Regions from separate parts of the Homo sapiens genome. Here region 2 is linked to region 1. The links are chromatin contacts, found by Hi-C in ENCODE. All regions are on one chromosome and are shown on one strand. Each heading gives the region's core, a stretch centred on a gene start or an enhancer-like site at or near the end of the contact. The rest is flanking DNA. Distances are from core to core; before and after follow the strand shown. Region 1 holds the start of CAPRIN2 (caprin family member 2). Region 2 holds the start of KLHL42 (kelch like family member 42).

What was found. A loop is a pair of places that touch in the nucleus more often than their neighbours do. Pooled maps may share reads with other maps.
Region 2: a pooled map shows a loop between it and region 1 (6-fold over the local background). The contact joins the promoter of KLHL42 here to the promoter of CAPRIN2 in region 1. A Hi-C loop is called at or near these places in 6 of 50 pooled maps.

What each region holds. Positions count from the first base shown.
Region 1 is chr12:30,753,049-30,756,621 of GRCh38, reverse strand. CAPRIN2 (caprin family member 2) reads left to right here and starts at 1,671. Exons shown (of 19, transcript NM_001385503.1): 1 at 1,671-1,871; 2 at 3,063-3,278. The coding sequence starts at 3,102. LOC645485 (a long non-coding RNA gene) reads right to left here and starts at 1,548. Exons shown (of 2, transcript NR_135046.1): 1 at 1,351-1,548. RefSeq lists silencers at 143-346, 1,438-2,117 and enhancers at 2,045-2,214, 2,218-2,297.
Region 2 is chr12:27,778,427-27,781,999 of GRCh38, reverse strand. It overlaps KLHL42 (kelch like family member 42), which reads right to left and starts at 1,767. Exons shown (of 3, transcript NM_020782.2): 1 at 798-1,767. The coding sequence starts at 1,669. It overlaps MANSC4 (MANSC domain containing 4), which reads left to right and starts at 1,764. Exons shown (of 4, transcript NM_001146221.5): 1 at 1,764-1,790. RefSeq lists an enhancer at 1,251-1,750 and silencers at 1,616-1,925, 1,946-2,165.

The sequences.
Region 1 (3,573 bases), core at 422-2,921:
TACGGCCTCCTTTTTGCCTGACCGATTAGAAGGCAAACATTTCTTTCTTTCTTTCTTTTTTTGAGATAGAGTCTTGCTCTGTCACCCAGGCTGGAGTGCAGCGGCACAATCTCGGCTCACTGCAGCGTCCGTCTCCGGGTTTCAAGCGATTCTCCTGCCTTAGCCTCTGAGTAGCCATGATTACAGGCACATGCCGCCATGCTCGGCTAATTTTTGTATTTTTAGTAGAGATGGATATTCACCACGCTGGCCAGCCTGGCCTCGAACTCCCGACCTCAGGTGATCCACCCCGCCTCGGCCTCCCAAAGTGCTGGGATCACAGGCTTGAGCCACTGCGCCGGCAGGGGGCAAACATTTCATGATTAATCTGACTGAAATACCATTTTTAGGTTCATCATTAGCTCGGACTACAACTCAGGCTGTGCTGTAACTTTGTGTCAACTCATTGATCCAACAGTGTGTCCTTCACATTTTTTCTTATGGCCACTGTTTTTTGTGTTACCAAAGGTGAAGGCATAGCCTTCCTCTCCTCATGTTCAGCATCTTCTGCGTTTCTCTGTTTATAAACAATGAGAAAAAGGGAAAATCTAGTATTTCTCTGACCCTGAAGAACACATATGGGATTCAGAGATTCAAAGTTAAAATGCAACATTAGGGTACATTATGTCACCAGGGACCGAAAAGAACACGGATAATAGATGCCAAAAAAATGTATTAAGTAATGTTAAAATTAATTTGTGTGAAGTTGACCAAGGCTTTTAAAACTAGACCTTTGTTTCCTTGATTCTTCTTCTGAATTTTCTGTTCTTTTGCTAGTCTCAATATTTTTTATCAGAGCGTCAGGGACAATCAGGACCTAAAAAACTCCACTTGGTGTAATAAGTAAACACATGTTGGGGCAAAGTATTGCTGAGTGTGTGTGTGTGTTTCTTATTTGGTATCAGAAACACCTTCCTTTCCTCAATAAACTTTTACATATTTCCAGACTTTTCTCTTAATTTTATGTAACCTTACAAAGATTTTTTACAGCTTTCTCTGCGTGCCAGTCAATTAATGTGTGTCACATGAACAAATAATACGGCTTGAATAAACTCAATCCTATTATTGCAGGTTGCGAAGTCACCTACTCCGTTTTTATGGCGATGCTGATTTGGGGCATTCTGCTCTTACAGGCTGATTCCCCGGTAAGGAAACGGTGTTTTTTCCCCATCCTACTATGAAAGATGCTATCTGAGGGGCAAAGGCGCATCTGCATTTCACGACTACCCACTAGGCTACGACAGCCTCAAGCATGGCTTATCTGGTAGTTCCGCGAAGGGCTCGCTGCCCTCCTGGAGCTATTGGAGTCACCTGTTCAAGGTCGCGAAACCACCGGTGCCGCCGGCAATCAGCGAGGTCCAGCGGGGCTGCGCGGTTTCCGGCCTGCCGGCGTTCGGCGTCGCCTCGGCCCCACCTGGTGCCCCGCAATCTGCGCAAAGGCTGGGAGACCGCGCCCTCTCCCGACCTACCACCAGCCCAAGCTGGGCCCGGAACTAACACCCGACAAGCGCTGGCGGCCAGCTGCAGCCGGGAAGGAGCACCGGAAGGAGGCGGTGGCGGGGCGGCCGAGGGCGGAGCGGGCCGGGGCGGGGCGCGGCCTACAAAAGCCACGCGCGGCGCGGTGGGCGGGCCTGGGCGCGAGCGGCTGAGTCGGCTGGGTCTCTGGCGCCGCAGAGGCCGCGGGCGAGGACCGGGAGGGGAGAGGGAGGAGACAGGAGGAGGAGACGCGAGTGCGGGGTGGCGCCGGTCCACCTCCGCAGCGCTCCTGCCTCCCCCAGGCTTTGGAAGGCGGGCCCGGGCTGCGGCAGCGGCGGCCTCGGCTGCCTGGGGAGGTGAAGTCGGGCTGCGGCGGCCTCGGTCGGCGCGGCGGAGGGAGGCGGCTGACCCGGCGAGGGTGGGCAGGTCTGGGCGGCCGGCGCCGCTGCGAGGTGGAGGGGCGGCTTGGCATCCCCGGGGCGGGGCGGGGCTCCCGAGGGCCGCGGTCGGTGCGTTTTCCGCAGGTCAGCCTCCCCCGGGGCCTTGCAGAAGCGGCTTCTGCGTACCCGGGGCGGCTGTGGGAAGGGTGGGGGTCGGTGCCTGCAGGGCTCTCCGTGGCCGCTCGGGAGAGGTGCTCTTCGCTCAGGCTCCCCCGGAGACTTGAGGGGGTGCGCGCTGGCGTGCATGGGGCCTGTTCTGTCCTTGGTTTGGGGATGCTCCTAAGGGGGGAGAAAGGGATACCTCGGGTGCTTGGAGGTCGAGAGACGGATACGTAAGTGCGCAAGGGCCACTGATTAGGGCACGGGAAGGGCTCGCTAGAATGAGCTCTTAAACTGGTTGGGTGTAAGCGGTTTTGGGCTAGTCTAAACCAAACAACTGAGAATAAACGCGGGGTTCCTGCAGGTTGAGAGAGTACCTGTCTGCAAATGTCCAGTAGTGATGGATTGCCTTGTAGGCCCCAGAGCAATCGGGGAAGTTAGCATTCTTGTTCAAGAAGCTGCTGGTTCACTTAGAGCTATAAAAGAATGTTGTGAGTTTGGATTTTCTTCCAAACGTTCAGGATTGAGGTTAGGGCTGGTGGTGAGGGATCATGTAAAGAGGTTTGAGTGGCTCAGCCTTAGGTCCCGGTGTGGAAAGCTTATTCTTTTGGTGTCATCACGTGGCCATGGGAATTATTTAGAATGTGATCTGCCCTCATGAGAAGAAAGGAGCTCTGAAGCCGTTGCAGTTCTTCCTCCCTATGTGGAAAATCGAATTTCTGGAAACATCCTCCGTATTGGGAGATTTTGCCTATGTAAAGGCTATCCTTATTGGCTAGCGGCACTAATTACTTTAAAAGTAGGATGGAAGTACAAGTATCTCAAGCATCATTGGGTTTCGAGCTCACTTCTGTGGAAAAGAGTTTAAGGGAGTGGTCTAGACTTTCCAGGGAAGTTATTGCCTGGCTGTGTCCCTCTAGTCCTAATTTTATACTTAACTTTCCCCCACCTCCTTCAGCCTCATCTGTTTCAATGGTGCAACTCTTTTCATCCCCTTTTGGTTACCAGTCACCTTCAGGCCATTCAGAGGAGGAAAGAGAGGGGAATATGAAGTCAGCCAAGCCCCAAGTGAACCACAGTCAGCATGGGGAAAGCCAGCGGGCCTTGAGCCCCCTGCAGTCTACTCTGAGTTCTGCTGCATCTCCTTCCCAAGCGTATGAGACCTATATTGAAAATGGACTCATATGCCTTAAACACAAAATTAGAAACATCGAGAAAAAGAAGGTAACTTTTTTTCTTCCAGTCCTGTAGATGCATGATCTTAAAGATTAAGGAGCTGACATTTTTCTTTCAGAGCTCATAGGTGTTCTCTACTAAAAATTTAACTAACCTTAGGTTTAGCTGCTTTAAACAAGCAGGTTACGTGTTGGAAATATTAAACATTTTCTGTTTCATTTGTCAAAACAACGGAATAAAAATATTCTTCATAGTTACATTATGCATGCTGCTGTTGAAATACTTTAAGAGCTAGCTATTTTAGGTGAGATTAATTCCTTATGTAGTATTAATGTTTCTTTTC
Region 2 (3,573 bases), core at 518-3,017, 3.0 Mb after region 1:
CTCTTCCTGTATATGCTCTTTGCTCTTGTTTTGATATTCCTTCCCTGGTTCCTTTCCCTTCTCCCCTCTCATCCCACTCCTCAAGCTCCTCCTCTTCCTTTCTTCAAGTCACCCTTGTTGGAGGCAGGAGAGATTTGCAGGATGGGAGGGGGAGAAGGTTGCGTAAATGAAAATATTCCAATTCTGTAGTTGAACACTTCCAGGCTCAAGCTGTGGGTCATGACGATGGCTGTCCAGGGAAGGAAGCAAAAGAGAGGATAAAAAATAAGAAAAGCAACCCCTATTGCAAACGTTAATACATTTCCAGTGATTATCTCTTGATCATGATGGGTATCACAGTGTGGAAGACTCTGTTGTCACAGTCACTGACATCAGAAAAAAATCCCCCAAAGTCAGTGTTACAGGTTACTGTCCAGTGTATCATTATCATCAGGATCAAATCCTAAAAACTAAGACAAATTTTTTAAAAATTAAGGGGCAATTTTCTTTTAAAGTATTCTTGTAGGAAACCACAACATCTTTTTTCACAAGAACAGAGGCAAAGAAAGCAGTTTCACCTAAAGGCACAATACCTGCCAAAAAACCACTCCACTTCTTGACCTCACTGGGGACGTCCTCTTCGCAATTTCTTAGTTCATTGGGAATTTTGCCAGCGCCAAGGCCAACAACATTCCTGAAGATGTCATTTCCACCACAGCACACCCTCCCCTATTTACTGGCTCAGTAAACACTGGGGTAATGAACTAATGAACAAGTGAATGAATGAGAAGGCAGCAGCACTCTGCCGGGGTGCTTACCTCTTCTGGTTCATGGAGGCCACCTGGAGCCACTCGTTGGTGCTGGGGTTGTAGGAATGCGCAGCGGAGATCTCCTGGCTAGTGATCCTGTACCCGCCCACTATGAAGAGGTAGTTGTCCAGGATGGCAGACCCATAGCCCCTGACATTGACCAGGTCGGGAGGAAGGTTGTTGGCCAGCGGGAACCAACGCTCAGTCATCTCCTCGTACCTGAGCATGGACGGGGGCTCCCCCTGGTAGGGGTGAGGGGCCAGGGGTCCCCCCAGGAAGTCCCCGAGGGCCACGAGGACAGGAGTCCCAGTCATCCGGGCCTCCCTCAGCCTCTGCTTCAGGCTGACATCCCCTGGAGCTTGGGGAGGAGACCCCAGGAGGTGGAACTGGGGCTTGCACAGCACCTCGTGGAAGTGGACGACCATGAAGCGCAGGCAGGCCTCCTGCAGGTCGGGCAGCCCGTACACCTGCGCCAGGCGGTACATCTCCAGGCAGTTATTGAGCCGCACCTGGGACAGCAGCAGCTGCAGCAGGGACGTGACCTGCAGGAAGGAGGCCGCCTCCACCAGCTCGGACAGCAGGCTCACCTCATCCATCTCCTCGTCCTCGTCCACCCCGCCGCCCTTTTCCCCGCGCGGGCCCAGGAGCCAGCCTTCGCGGGCCCCGCCGGCGTTGATGAAGTCCAGCACCAGCCGCAGGCCCGGCGCGCTGAGGCCGCGCAGCTGCTGCACCTCCGGGCCGCCGGCCTCCTGGCTCAGGGCCTCGCGCATGCCGGAGCGGTAGAGGGCGCGGAAGTAGTCGCTCTGCTCGATGAGCTTCCTCTTGCTCACCGGGTAGCAGCGGTCCTCCAGGCGGATCTGCACCATCTCCTCGGCCGACATGGCTGGGGGCCCCGGGGCGGCAGCGCTCACCGCCAGATCTGCGCGCCGGCCTCCCAGCCCCTACGCGCGCGCCGGTTCCGGGCGGGGCGCCGAGGGATGGCGGCCCGGGAGGAGCGGCGAGGTGAGGGCCGCCCGCGCTCGCCCGGCCTCTCCGGCGGCCCCTCCTCCCGGGGCCCGCTCCCGCGAGGCGGCGGCCCTGCCCTTCTCCTTTCCCTCAGCGCCAAAAAAGGGCCGGCGGAGCGCGGCGGGCGTCCTCGCGCGGGCTCTCCCGGGCGGCGCCAGGCGGGAAGGGAATTCCAGCTCCCAGCCAGCAGCCTCCTCCCCCGCCGCCCTTCTCACTTCCGCCCGCGGGACCCCAGCCGCCGGCCTGACCTGCCGGCTGGATCCGGCTCTCGGGGAGGCCCGGGAAGCTGCGGGCCCGGGCGCCTCGGCTGCGGACGCGCAGCTGCGGGAGGCGGAGGGCGCGCGTCCCCGCAGCCTCTCCGCCCGCCCGGGGCGCGCCGGCTCCGCCGCTTGTTGGGGGCTGCAGTGATGCTCCGGGGTACCCCAGGGAGAAGAAATTCGTTTTCTCTCCCACGCTGCTTTACACGGGCTAAAGAAAAAGAAATGAGCGTGGGAGGAAAGGGAAGGATGGAGTCTCTGGTCCAGGGAGACAAAAAGGCATCAAATATGGGGTCGTCCTTCTGGCCCAGTCCGGCATCGAGTGTCAGTGGGCTGAGGCACGCAGGCGATCTATGGACAGTTGGTGGCAATGTTGGTGGCACGTAGAGCTGATTCTCTGGTAGCGTGGTCGCGTAGGAGCCATCTTACAGGAGGTCCAGGCAGATGGCAGCAGGTTCTCAGAGGAATCGGGTTGGGAGGCAGGGGAGCTTGCATTTGCCACTGGGGCCCCTTATTCTCCCTAAGTTATTAAAAGAAAGATGAAAGCGCAGCCCGACTAAATAAAGTTACATCACGTGGCTTCTGGTTTTAAACCATGTTTTCTATGAGCCATTGCTTTTCTACTTCAGTCCAGTCCATTACGGAATGTTATCCTGGCGCAAAAGATCTGACAAAATTGGCTCATAAATGTCTGCAAGAAGTAGCTTTTCTTGTCACCCCCTTTCTCCACCTACCCTGCCCCCATCATCTGAGGACTATTAAGAGAGACCACACGTGCGGTTTGGCTGAGCGCGGTGGCTCACGCCTGTAATCCCATGACTTTGGGAAGCCCAGGTGGGCAGATCACGAGGTCAGGAGTTCGAGAGCACCATGGCCAACATGGTGAAACCCCGTCTCTACTAAAAATACAAAAATTAGCCGGGCGTGGTGGCACGCGCCTGTGATCCCAGCTACTCGGGAGGCTGAGGCAGGAGAATTGCTGGAACCCGGGAGGCGGAGGTTGCAGTGAGCCGAGATCGCGCCACTGCACTCCAGCCTGGGCGACAGAGCGAGACGCCGTCTCGGAAAAGAGAGACCACTTGTTTCCTATGTTCTCTCACTGAACATTGCAATTAGAAGGCCCACCCCAAATAATAATAGGAAGGACTTTTTGTCTTGCTAATGAATTCATCCCAGGAAGGGGGTGGGGGGAGAAATATATTGTTTGGATTATCTTTGGGTAGGAGAAGGGAGAAGGATTGGGAGGAAGCAGAGGGTGTGTTCACTCTTATCTTACAAAACAAAAACAGAAAACCTTGAAAACTTACCCCAAACCAAGATTTGAGAACCACCTATGATAAACAGTCCTTAACTTGGAGAGAATATGTGTTTGGTTTTTTTTTTTATTATTACAAGCTTCAGCTTTCTTCTTGAATGACAGATTGTTAAATAATATCTTCTTCATAAGTACATTTCCCCTATTTAAAGAAGATACATCCTACCATGCTAACATTTTACCTTAGGAAGGAGAAAGGGTTAAAAAC